Linked DNA regions of Homo sapiens: region 1 is linked to region 2. Evidence: chromatin contacts called from ENCODE Hi-C or POLR2A ChIA-PET data. All regions are on one chromosome and are shown on one strand. Each heading gives the region's core, a stretch centred on a gene start or an enhancer-like site at or near the end of the contact. The rest is flanking DNA. Distances are from core to core; before and after follow the strand shown. Region 1 overlaps FBXO21 (F-box protein 21). Region 2 overlaps SPRING1 (SREBF pathway regulator in golgi 1).

Region 1 (6,999 bases), core at 1,667-4,166, 430 kb after region 2:
AGGATGAACCTTGAAAGCGTGATGCTGAGTGAAAGAAACCAGGCACAGAAGGCCACCTCGTGTGTGATTCCATGTACATGAAATGCACAGAACAGGCAAATCCAGAGACAGAAAGCAGACTGGTGGGTGCCACGGGCTGGGGGAGGGAAGAATGGGGAGTGACTGCCTAATGGGCATGGGGGTTTTATTTTAGGGTGATGAAAATGTTTTTGGAACTAGAGGTGGAGGCTGACAACATTGTACATGAAGTAAATACCAGTGATATGGTTAATTTCATATTAGATCAATGTCATCTCTGTAAAAAAAAGTCAGAACAATTTCGGGGGGCGGGGGGTGGATTAGGAAAAAAATAGCCTAAAAAGGCTCCTGGAGCAGGTAATACTGGAAAAAAGGTTGAGAAACCTTGGGGTGGAGGACAGCACAGATATTGGGCACAGAGCCCTCTGCACAGTAACAGACACAACTAAGAAAATCGTCCTACAAAAACTGGTAGATTATTAAAGAATTCTAGGATTGAGAGATTATAATAGTTTAGAAATAGGAAAACCATAACTTTCATTCAAAGTATGAATTTCTCCCAAATTCAATAACTTGAATATGAACATTTCTATAAGAATTCTTTCATTTAAAAAGTAGGTGGAGAGCCGGGCGCGGTGGCTCATGCCTGTAATCCCAGCACTTTGGGAGGCCGAGGCAGGCAGATCACTTGGGGTCAGGAGTTCGAGACCAGCCTGGGCAACATGATGAAACAGCATCTCTACTAAAAATACAAAAATTAGTCGGGTGTGGCGCCACACGCCTGTAGCCCCAGCTACTCGGGAGGCTGAGACACAAGAGCCCAGGAGGCGGAGGCTGCAGTGAGCCAAGATTGTGCCACTGCATTCCAGCCTGGGTGGTAGAGTGAGACTCTGTCTCAAAAAAAAAAAAAAAAAAAAAAGTAGGTGGAAATTCTTTTTTTCTCTTTTTCTTTTTTCTCTTTTGAGATAGTCTTGCTCCGTCACCCAGGCTGGAGTGCAGTGGCGCCATCACAGCTCACTGCAGCCTCGACCTCAAACAATCTTCCTGCCTCAGCCTCCTGGGTAGCTGGGACTATAGGCGCAAGCTATCACGCCTGGCTAATTTCTAAATTTTTTGTAGAGATGGGGGTCTTGCTATATTGCTCAGGCTGATCTCAAACTCCTAGCCTCAAGTGATCCTCCCACCTTGGCCTCCCAAAGTGTTGGGATTATACAAGCCACTGTGCCCAGCTGGAAATTCTAACCATGCAAGGATTCTATAATGAGACTACCTAGTTCATTCTCCCAAAATTTCTCCTTTCTGTATTCTATGCAACTTCCTTCCCTGCATTTACTAAATGACGTGTAGCTCTTCCCACTCTCAAAGACTTGAATCATTGTTCTCAGTTTTTTTTTCTTAATTGCACAGCCAAATAGGAAATAGAACTTCCTATGGAAATATTAGCCCACTTTAAACTTAATGATAATAATAATAATAATAAACAAAACCATTGAGAGGGGCACCACTGTATAAAAACCCTAAACTCTATGGTGTTAGCCTAGCAGTCAAGTGGCAAGGAAACACCTCCTGGGGAGGCCGGAAGGCTGGAGAGCTCTGTTTCGGGGTCAGACTTGGTAGAATTGTTGCTTTCGGTTTGCAAGGTGGAACCACTGGCCCTGCGGCCAGTCTAGAGAAAGTAGCCAAAAGAGACAAGGAATACAGTGTGTAGATGGCTCTTTGTTGTTTATCACCAGGGAAGACAAGAAAAACAGGAGTGAAGTAAATATGTGCTGGTTTGAGAACTAAAATGGAAAAGAGACTGAAATCCCAGGTGTCCTGTGTGGAAAAGGCCACTGCTTCTACACACCAACAGGAAAGGAGAATGAAAATCGGCTGCGCCGGTAGCTCACGCCTGTAATCCCGGCATTTTGGGAGGCCGAAGCAGGTGAATCACTTGAGGCCAGGAGTTTGAGACCAGCCTGGCCAACATGGCAAAACCCCGTCTCTACTAAATATACAAAAATTAGCTGGGAGTGGTGGTGCATACCTGTAATCCCAGCCACTCAGGAGGCTGAGGCACAAGAATCACTTGAAGCCAGGAGGCGGAGGTTGTAGTGAACCGAGATCACGTCACTGCACTCCAGCCTGGGCGACAGAGCAAGACTCCGTCTTAAAAAAAAAAAAAAAAAAAAAAAAAAAAAGCCAGGTGCGTGGCTCACACCTGTAATCCTAGCACTTTGGGAGGCTGTGGTGGGTGGATCACAAGGTCATGAGATCGAGACCCATCCTGGCCAATATGCTGAAACCTCATCTCTACTAAAAACACAAAAATTAGCTGGGCGTGGTGGCACACACCTGCATTCCCAGCTATTCGGGAGGCTGAGGCAGGAGAATTGATCAAACCCAGGAGTACAAGGTCGTGCCGCTGCTCTCCAGCCTGGGTGACAGATCGAGACTCCATCTCAAAGAAAATCACCGAACAACAAAGACCCGTTAAATGCCTGTAATCAGCACTTTGGGAAGGCGAGGCAGGTGGATCACCTGAGGTCAGGAGATTGAGACCAGCCTGATGATTGACATGGTGAAACCCCATCTCCACTAAAAATACAAAATTAGCTGAGGGTGGTGGCACGTGCCTGTATCCCAGCTCCTTGGGTGGCTGAGGCAGGAGAATCGCTTGAACCCAGGAGACAGAGGTTGCAGTGGGCTGAGATTGCGCCACTACACTCCAGCCTGGGCAAGAAGAGCGAAATTCTGCCTCAAAAAATAACAATAAAAATTTTTCACTTAAGCAGTGAGCCTCACCTTTGGTTAATATCAGATGAAGGCAGCCACATTAAGCCACGTTAAGTCAGGGGGAAGAGAGAGCCAAGAGGTGATAAAGCTGGCTACGATTGCTGGCACCAATAGGTTAATGGCTTGCTAAGCTTTAGAGGGAATCATTGCCAGAGGAATTGCAAGCTTGTTGTACAAATAAGTAAATAAAAGTCTTGGACAGGCCCCTAAAGCTGCACCCAGCAGGAAGTGGAGTGTGAAAGTTGGCCAGCACCCCGGCAGGATGCACCCGACACCCACTTCTGAGGAGACCAGAGAGGATGAGATTTGAGGAAGAACTTCCCAGAGGGCAGGGAGTTCCTCCCGGAGAGCAGAGTCAGGGCTTATGCAAGAAACGTCACCCCCGGCCATGACAAAGGCAGGGGTCTTACCAAGGTCCCCCGCGAGTGGGATTTCATCCCTGCTAGAGACCAGCAACTTGTTTCATTCTTTCTTTTTCTCAAATGGGAGTTCTTATTGCAGCTGCCGTCCCTGCTTCACCTCTTAATGGGAATTGGGGGTGGGGGATCCCGGAGGCGCCACGCTGGGCTGATGGAGGGAACTTGCACGGCCCAGGGAAACTGGGCTGAGTAGGATGCAGGGACCGCGGAGGGCTCTGGGGGTGAGGCACACACAAGTCTGTGCCCACCAAACCTTTTCTCTTCCTTTCGGGCCCACAGGAAACCATTTGGCACCTCCTCTGGAACGAAGGTGTGGCCGGCCACTTGAGATCTGGCTGTTGAGGCAGAGGTAGTGCATGTGACCCACGCGGTGAGAGGTCTGCTCCCCGCTGCTGCAGCCATCTGCGGTGGAGACCGTGAGTGTACACAGACAGTGCCATCTGAAGGGAACTCCACTGCCTCTATGTGCTACTTAGGCAGGGGCGACTGAGCCGGAGACTGCAGAAATGTGTCCGTCCCCACGGACAGCCTGGCTTAGCTGTCCGTGGCTGTCTCCTGCGGTGGAGGAGCACACTGGAGTGGCCCGTGCAGTGGACCAGAGCTTCCACCCACACTGTGTTCTGTCTCCTTTCCTAGAACACAACTGGACGTTTCCCACCTCCGTGCAAAATGAGTGGACATAAGGGGTGCCACTTCCACACCTGGCTCATGGAAGCTCCCAGATGGTCTCAGCCCTCCATGCTCCCCGCTACTTCAGGCGGGATGGAGATGGACGGCTCAGGTTGCTCTGATGCCTGCCTGCATAAGGGCTGCCCTGCCAGCCCATTCCCCTGCCCAATATTATGGAAGCAAAAACGTTCTATGGTGTTTGAGCCATTGTTGCTTTTCGGGTCTATTTATTACAGAACTAGCAGAGCCCTAATACAGTCATTGCTACGTGGCCATAATACATGTATTCTATAATTGCGCCTAATTTTATTCACCGGAGGGACGTCCTTTACTTTCAAGATTCTAAATTTTTCAGAAATGCAACATTCAAGGTTAAAGTCGCTGCTAGACCAAGGCTAAACCGTGGCGAGGTAGTTGCTTGCGCCGCAGAGTGTGGGTGTGAACAGCTGGAGCTCAGTGGTTCCTGGAGACTCAGGGACCACCTGTATTCCACATCCGGCTTCCCACCCACGCACACGCAGTATGACCTGGGTTTCCCCTTTATACAGTGGAATGCTAAGTGCCTACACCCTAGCCGGGGTCAGCCAACTATGGCCTGTGGGCACCATCCCACCTGCAGCCTGTTTTTGAGCTAAGAATGTTGTTGACACTTTTAAAAACAGAGAACATGTGACAGTCTGTACGTGGCCTGCAAAGCCTAAAATCTTTACTATCTGCGTCTGCTTTATAGGATTGCTGGGAGGATTACAAAGACTTTATTAGGCCAGTGCCCGGCTCAAAGTTAGCATGCCACACAAAATAATACGTACAGTACAGCTATTCACGTCTCCAAAAAGCAATTGTCCCACATCCAAATTTTGCATTTTGTCCAGTTGATGTCTCTCCTTCCCTCCAAAAAAAAAAAAAAAAAAAAAAGACAAAATAAAAACACGAAGAGCTGCATCTTGATCATCATGGACAGATACTTTTCAGTTAAAAAGTTGCTGGTAGTCTGAGTTCACTTACTTGGAGTATGGACTAAGGAGGGGAAAGCAAAGAGATGCGACATCAGCAGCAGAAAGCCTGCGACACGGCAGCTCTGCTCAGTTTTCTCCGTGGGGAAAGATCGGAACACTTACAAATGAGAACGGGACTTTAAGTAGATAGTATGCAATGGAAAACTGAGCCGGCAACAGTACTTAATGCTGGTTTTCTCAATAAAATCATTTTGCTGTGTAAACGCGCTTATAATGGGGATCTGTTATGAGTCTCAGGCAGGCGACATGAAAGCCGGCCTTTCAAAATCTGATTAGGTGGATAATGTTTGCAAACATGACGCCTGGCAAAACCGGTCTGATTCTAAGGTAAACTCATTTTGGACATAACTGATGTCTCACTGAGACAGCTTTTCAAAGCATGTCTGCAAACACCGGACCCCCGGGGACGGTGCGTGCGTGTAGGGGAGGGAAATTCCAGGGTTTCATATATCAAGATGACACACCCGCTGCACACTTCTCTTAGAAAGTCACGACGCACAGTACTGTGCGTCACAGGTATTGAGAAACACCACCATAGAGTCAATTGACTTTGTTTAACCTATAACCTTTTTTCCTCCCACATAGTAGGTAGTAACATCACACGGAAACAGTGCTCTGAAGACATTCTGGACACATCGTATACAGCACAGCCATTCAAATCAACGGCAACAGAACGCACGAAGAACCTGGTTTTCTTTCAAAGCATGAGCAGTTCTCATTTTACAACATGTGTTTTAACATAATTCAGAAAGTGCAATCTTTGCATGACAACCAGATAATTCTCAAAGGTTACTAGTGAGCTGATAAAATTAACGTTTGGCAAGGAGGTCATGGTTTACAGGTAGGCTGTCCGCTCACCAATGCTCAGAAAAATTCAGCAGAACATACTTTTCATATTTAGATCCGAAGAGAGGTGAGAGACATTCTACTCAAGTCATGGCTGGGCTTTCTGTCCTCAAACGAAATTGGGCAGGCCATTTGCGTGGTTTCTCTGGATAAGTTCCATTTATTAATCATTGTACAAAAAAATCTTGGCATTCATTTGAAGAGAAAAGAAGTTGCTATATCCAAATATTTAACATTTTAACATTGTGAAAGTTCAACGTTTATAACAGGGCTTTTTAAAATGGAGAAAAGTTTTGGAAAATTTTTAAAAAGAAACTTATGATTTATTAGAGTACAGGATCCAAAACACGTTTTTAGAAAAATATAAAGTGCCCAAATACCAACTTACACAGGTGATACAGGCTTCCTGGAGCCCCATGAAGCATTCATGAAGAAAGACATTTAAAAACAGTCTAGATACATATGTACAGCTGGGTCAGTAAAGGTAAAACCATCTTTCTTGACTTTGATGTGTCTAAGAAAAAAGGAAATCAATCAAACCAGAAAACCAACAATTGCAACTCTCAGCATGCTCAGGTTCTTATTAATGCATCTCATTCATATTAATTAATTCCGTATTATCAAACTTTCCCCTTTAAATGAAAGTAGTGTACAATCCTCCCAACCTTGGCGGGCCAGGTGCTGTGAGTGGTTACGTTTCCAGATGCAGGTTCAAATCCTTTGACTTTGGATTTGACTGATGAGGAACATGGACAGTGGATTAAATAGCTCATTCAGGCTGGAGGAGCCAGGGGCCAAATCCCCATCTCTTTCTAGTAACTGCTTAAAGCCTTCCCTTGCTATGAAGTGGTCTCAGGTGGCTTTCCAAACCTTGGTCACCCCAGGGTTTCCAAAGGGTAAACAAGCAGCAGGCATTCAACATGGGTGAGAATACTGCATGCAGATGGACAGACAGGTGCAGAGACAGGCCCCTAACGCCCCATTCACTAGAGCAACTGCATTATTTTAAATGTTGAGAGCAAAGTAACTAGGTCCTAACTTCGGAAGTTAGCTTCTATCGATTAATGACAAGATTAGCTCGCTTGAGAACTGGCAGGCCGAGAGTTGGTGGAGCTCCAGAGCTGCACAAAGGCGTGCAGTTACTCTGGGCTCAGTTACTGAGAACTTCGGAAAGGAGCCAGTGCCGTCCGAACACACGGTCAGGCTTTCCCAGAAGACGCCACAACAGGCTTCGTCCTGCTGCCGTCAGGACCCTG
Region 2 (6,375 bases), core at 2,986-5,485:
GTGCAACTCACTTTCTCTCCAACTCATCCTTCAAAGCCCTTTAAGGGATATTTGGTTACAACATGGTAAAATATAATGAGATTCCAATTTTTGTTTCTATTAAATATATTAATATATAAGCGCATGTGTGCATGAAAATAGATACACATCAAAGGATAACAGTGGTTGTCTACAGGTAGAAAGGTTATGGAGCTTTTATTTTCTCCTTCATATTTGTATTGCTCTAATTTTCTGTAATGCAGTGTATTAATTTGCAATTAGAAAAATATATATATGTATTTTAAAATGTGTCTATAACCCCAACACTTTGGGAGGCCAAGGTGGGCAGATTGCTAGAGTCTAGGAGTTCAAGACCACTTTGAGCAACATGGCAAAACCCCGTCTCTACAAAAATACAAAAAATTAGCCGGGCATGGTGGTGTGCACTTGTAGTCCCAGATACTCCGGAGGCTGAGGTGGGAGGATCACTTGAGCCTGGGAGGTTGAGGCTGCAGTGAACCGTGATCACACCAGTGTACTCCAGCCTGAGTGACAGAGCAAGACCCTGTCTCAAAAAAAAAAAAAATTAAAAGATAAAAATAAAAACATATTGTTTTATTCTGTAAGTCTTCTCTGCCTGCCTCACTCACATAGTAACACTCCTTTTATCCTCACATTTATAACCCTGTTTAACAGGTAGTGGCATAATTGCTTATCTTCTCCAACAGACATCTGAAGACAGATATCATTCCTAATTTATCATTCCATCCAAAACCCAGAAATGCCTGCCTTTGATATGCCTGGTGAACATAGTACGCATTACCAAATACTAAGCAGTATCTTCTGTGTGAAGCCTACATTAAAATTTTATTCAAGACTTTGTACCCTTTGAGGAGACAGTAATACAGTCCCTTCAATGCTTTATATTATCATGAAGGATTATTTCCCTTTTTGCCCTTGCTGCCAGGAAGCTTACTTGCATCAACTGTGTTGCTGGCTTACAGTTGCACATCTGATTCTAACTTTCTTCCTTGAGTCTAATGTGTGGCATTTCCTCAACTTCTTTTTGAAAATAAACCAGCTACACTCAGTGTAGCTCTATGCATGAGGTAGGAATAAATAAATAAATAGTGGCTACTCTGTTGAGGATAAAATATTTTCTTTGGAAATCCAAAGTGGTATTTTATCCTAAGAGGGATGGTAGCATCAACATCTAAGGGTGCTCAGGCACAATGTGTCCAGAACCAGAGGCTTGGAGCAACTCAGTTTTAAGCCCCGGAAGGGATGAAGCATCTTCCAGTTCTGTATACTCCCCAAGTACCTACACAGAGCTGGGCGAAGAGTAAGCACCCTTTAAATACCTGCTGCGTGAATACTCAGGGCTCAAAATTCCGTATCCTTGCCATGCAAGGGGTCACAAAGTTTAACCCAGGGTTTCTCAGCCTTAGCACTTCTGACACTCAGGCCAGTGAGTTCTTTGTTGTGGGCTGGTTGTCCTGGGTGTTGTGGGATGTTGAACAACATCCTTGGCCTCTACCCACCAGATGCCAGTAGCACCCCTGCACATAAATTTTTTGACAATCAAAAATGTCTTCGAACATTGCCAAATATCCCCTGGGGGCAAAATCTCCCTCTGGTTAAACAGCATGGGTTTTTGCCAGGTGTGGTGGCATGGGCCTGTAGTCCCGGCTACTTGGGAGGCTGAGGTGGGAGGATCACCTGAGATCAGGGATTGGAGACCAGCCTGGGCAACACAGCAAGATCCCATCTCTAAAAAAAAAAAAATTAAAAATTAGTCAGGCATGGTGGCTCATGCCTGTAGTCCCAGCTACTCAGGTGACTAAGATGGGAGGATCACTTGAGCCCAGGAGTTCGAGGCTGCAGTGAGCAGTGATTGTGCCACTGCACTCCAGCCTGGGCCACAAAGCAAAACTTTGTCTCAAAACAAACAAACAAAGAAACAAAAACAACAACAAAATGTCTTCAAACATTGCTTGAAGTGGGTGGTGTAAAATCTCCCACTGATTAAACAGCACTGGTTTCAAGCAACACCTTCCAGGTCCTAGAAGCCACCAACTACAATTCTAGAATACCAGGGCTGGAAGGACCCCATGCATTATCCTGTTGACATCCTTTCATAGACAGGCCAATGGGCCCAGAAATAAGAGACTGAGGCACAGCCCCTGCCCACAGGAAACAACAAAGGGTGATCAAAACGTGCCAAGGCAACGCGCTGCCCCGGCCCTGCTTGCACGCAGATTGGAGTTGCAGGTGGCTCCTCCATGTCATGGTGTAAACTTGTGCTAAAATTAACCTGAGCGTCTGAGACTTCCTCTATAAAATGACAAAAAAGAACACCTGGCTGGGCGCGGTGATTCATGCCCTGTAATCCCAGCACTTTGGGAGGCCAAGGTGGGCAGATCACCTGAGGTCAGGACTTCAAGACCAGCCGGCCAACATGATGAAACCCCATCTCTACTAAAAATACAAAAATTAGCCAGGCATAGTGGCATGCACCTGTAGTCCCAGCTACTTGGGAGGCTGAAACAGGAGAATCGCTTGAACCCGGGAGGCAGAGGTTGCAGTGAGCAGAGATCGCGCCACCGCACTCCAGCCTGGGTGACAGGACTCCATTCCAAGAGAAAAAAGAAAAGGAATGCCTGGCTGGGTGCAGTGGCTCACGCCTATAATAATCCCACCGTTTTGGGAGGCTGAGGCAGGCAGATCACTTGAGCCCAGGAGTTCAAGACCAGCCTGAGCAATATATCGAGATCCCCATCTCTACTAAACATTTTTAAAAAATAACTGGGTGTAATGATGTGTGCCTGCAGTCCCAGCTACTCAGGAGGCTGAGGTGGGAGGATCACTTGAGCCTGGGAGGTTGAGGCTACAGTGAACCAAGATCGCGCCACTGCACTCCAGCCTGGGTAACAGAGTGAGACCCTGTCTTGCTCTCTCTCTCTCTCTCTCTCTCTCTCACACACACACACAAAAGAAGAATGCTGGTCTCTGAAGATGGGGATGGGACGCTGCACGTGCAGAGTGGCACATGGCAAGTGCTTCATAAATGTTTTTCTTTGTCTGAGTATGAATGGTTAAGAGGCCTATCCCACTTTTCGTGTTGGCGGAGGGTGCAGGAGGAAGAAGGGGGTAGCTGTGAGTATTTATTTAAGCCTTGGGTCTTCTCTGCACCAGCAGCATGCCCAGTTCCCTCTTCTGCAAGGGCTACTTTCCTGAGTCCCTGTTCACAAAATCGCCCGGACCCAGGAAAGAGTCCTGATCTGTCATCCCCACCAGATGGTTCTCATCTATAGAAACAGCTTCATTGTTTTCAGGAGAGAGAGCTCCACGCAGGCACGGGGCCCATAATCTCTAGACAACGATCACATTGAGGACAGAAAACCTATGGCATTGGTGCCACCAAGTGGCACAGAAAGCAATTGTCGGTGTCTGTGCCACCCGCGCTGCCTTGCTCTCCACTTTCCATCTCTCCATCTTCTCCTCCTTCCCTTGAAATCGCACCGCAAGTGTCATTTGACTACACTGCCATCCTTCGAGGTCTGAAAGGGCTGCAGTGAGAAGAAAGGGCTTTACGATCACATGTGACTCGGCTCTGTAGTTCCTCCCCGTGCTAAATCAGGTCAATGAGCTGATTTGTGTCAAATAAATTAGCCCAGCCGGCTGCTAAGCTGCTCCAAGCCTATCTGTCTTGGGCTTCCAGGTTGGCATTTAGCAGGCTGCAGGCACAGCCCAGGCAGGTATGGATGCCACGGACGGAGCTCGAGGAGCACGCCCTGAAGTGCTGCCCAGATGCAAACCTCCCGGGAGAAACTGAGTCCAGCACGTGCCTAGGGAAGAGAGCACAGTGGATTCCAGCTCCCGACATCCTGCTGCAGATGCCACGGAGCATTTAGGAACATCTTTAGAAACTGAAGTCCTTTATACCCTCGAAAACCACCATGTAGACCAGCAGCTTGACAGGGCGGAGCTGGCTGGTGCTGGGGGAAATGTGGACTGCCTTGAGCTCAAATAATCTTACAACACCAGGTAGCCAGTAAGACGGTCCACAGATCCTCCCCTAGCCTTTTTATATTTTACATTTCTGCATTTAGCAATTCACTAAAATAAATGACAGGCTCAGGAGATCTGGAGTGCAGTTTTCCCGATCTCTGCTCTCTCAGGAAAGTCGAGTCACGCCGAGAGACACCCTGCCGTGACAGGTTTCTTCAGCATCCCTAATGCAGGTCAACTCCGGCCGCGACAAATGCCTATAATTTATTTGTGCAGAACAAAAAGACTTCCTTCCCCACTGCATAAAATCAGACAAGGAAAAAGCAGGCAAAGCTAAACTCCTGTGCAATTATGAAAGGGTTTTAACCTCTAACTGGGCTTCAATCTTCCAGGCAGGATGATAGAAGTGGAAAGTGCGCTTGCCTGCTCTGCAAATGAATTCGCTATCATTGGATTAAATCAATCTAACAGGAGCTAATTATTTTAAAATAATATGGACAGCAGGGTCCTACCTTTATTTACATACAAATACAAAATCCACGTTTATATACAAAATACAGGCAAAACGCTCCAGCGGAACTTTAATTAGTGGTTATCTCTAGGGGCTGGGAATCTAATTTGGCACAATTTAATTTCTTTGTAAGTTCATACATTTTAAGGTTTCTGCCTGGTAATCACAAAAGCAGAGAAAGGAAAACCTTTTACTGAGCTGAGCAATGCCTGTAGAAGCCCTGCTTAGTAGGAGTTCCAAGATGCTCTGTGTATCTCAGGTGAAGCACACCTAAATAATTGAGCACTGCATTAAGGCTCAGAAACGTAGTACCGTTGTGTGCTTCTCTGCCAAAAGGCAGCTATTTTTATGACAGAAAACACAGCAGCTGTTTTCACAGGTGCAGGGCAGCAGTACATGGGAAGTTGGTCCCAGCAGAGAAGGATATGGTGTCTCTTTAAAACTGGAGGAGGAAGAGGCAGAAAATGGTGAGCCCCAGTTGAAATCTGCAAGAGAGAAGGAGGAAGCCCTGGTTTGGAGAAAAACGGGCTCCAGATGGCTGGGCTACATTTGTCCTGTGAAAATCAAAAGCCTGGGACCCAGCCGCTGGGATACGAGGGCTCTGGTCTTGCTTTAACAGCCAGGGGGACTTTTGGCTTGTTACAAAAATTGGAATTTGGATCTGCAAGATACGCTAGCCATCACCCTTAATTGACAAATGAGGAAACCAAAGCCGGAGAGGGTAATTTACTCAAGGTCATTAAGGTCAGTGCTCTTGTCAATAAAATTAGGATATTGCTCACATACTTCATACTGCTTTTGTTACACACACACACACACACACACGCACACACAGAGCCAATGTATGGAAACATCCCTGAGAATATATAATGTCATCACATTTACTATTCAAATTAGCATCAACTGGTCAAATATTTATTCAGGTAGTAACTTACTCAACATTTCTATCTTGACATCCCCCAGTACAACTTAATACAATGCCCCAATCCCCACAGGACAGGACAACACTCTCTCTCGCTCTCTCTCTTCCTTAAGAATAGTGAGATGTGGCCAGGCGCGGTGGCTCACTCCTGTAATCCCAGCACTTTGGGAGGCCGAGGTGGGCGGATCACGAGGTCAGGAGATCGAGACCATCCTGGCTACTAACACGGTGAAACCCCGTCTCTACTAAAAATACAAAAATTAGCTGGGCACGGTGGCGGGCGCCTGTAGTCCCAGCTACTCGGGAGGCTGAGGCAGGAGAATGGCGTGAACCCAGGAGGCAGAGCTTGCAGCGAGCCCAGATCGTGCCACTGCACTCCAGCCTGGGCGATGGAACGAGAATCCGTTTCAAAAAAAAAAGAATAGTGAGATGTGACCAACATAGCCTGGAATCTTAAATTACTGATAATGGTGATTTCTCATTTAGACAACACTTTTTTCCCCTCCTCAGACAGGGTCTCACTCTGTGGCCCAGGTTGGAGCACACTGGCGCAATGACGGCTCACTGCAGCCTTGACCTCCTGGACTCAAGCCATCCTCCCGCCTCAGCCTCCTGAGTAGCTGGGACTACAGGTGTGCACTACCATGCCTGGCTCCTTTTTTTTATTTTTTGTAGAGACAGGGTCTCCCTATGTTGCTCAGGCTGGTCTCGAATTCTGGGCTCAAGCAATCCTCTCACCTTGGCCTCCCAAAGTGCTGGGATTACAGGTGTGAGCCACCACACCCGGCTGCCAACACCACTTTCGATTTTGGGATAATCTGGGTGCACAGTGATCAGAAGCTTACCTACCCCACGTTGCATAAAAAAAAGTATGAATTTAAAAATTCCAAGAGTAAACTACCCTATGAAAACCTCTGGCAGTGCTGATGAAAACACATTTCTGGTAGTGATA

Evidence for each region. A loop is a pair of places that touch in the nucleus more often than their neighbours do. ChIA-PET counts read pairs that join two places held with the same protein, here RNA polymerase II (POLR2A). Pooled maps may share reads with other maps.
Region 1: a loop to region 2 is called in a map of adrenal gland, with 5 times the contacts of the local background. The contact joins two enhancer-like sites. A Hi-C loop is called at or near these places in 15 of 168 maps with a recorded cell type or tissue (Calu3, HL-60/S4, adrenal gland and 10 more), 6 of 37 single-sample maps with no recorded cell type and 23 of 50 pooled maps. POLR2A ChIA-PET finds 5 or more read pairs at or near these places in 2 of 52 experiments (PC-3 and activated B cell).

The regions. Positions count from the first base shown.
Region 1 is chr12:117,137,900-117,144,898 of GRCh38, forward strand. FBXO21 (F-box protein 21) reads right to left here. Exons shown (of 12, transcript NM_015002.3): 12 at 4,092-6,999. TESC-AS1 (TESC antisense RNA 1) reads left to right here. Exons shown (of 3, transcript NR_120464.1): 3 at 3,492-3,590. Among named protein-coding and RNA genes, the nearest start is that of TESC-AS1, 42 kb to the left of the region's middle. RefSeq lists enhancers at 4,893-6,092, 5,493-5,572. Within about 2 kb of position 2,917, at least 3 of the 41 ENCODE cell types and tissues checked have a DNase peak (open chromatin) inside an H3K27ac peak, as active enhancers do.
Region 2 is chr12:116,705,703-116,712,077 of GRCh38, forward strand. It overlaps SPRING1 (SREBF pathway regulator in golgi 1), which reads right to left. Exons shown (of 5, transcript NM_024738.4): 5 at 4,469-6,375. Among named protein-coding and RNA genes, the nearest start is that of SPRING1, 29 kb to the right of the region's middle. RefSeq lists enhancers at 2,120-2,169, 3,470-3,649. Within about 2 kb of position 4,236, at least 2 of the 41 ENCODE cell types and tissues checked have a DNase peak (open chromatin) inside an H3K27ac peak, as active enhancers do.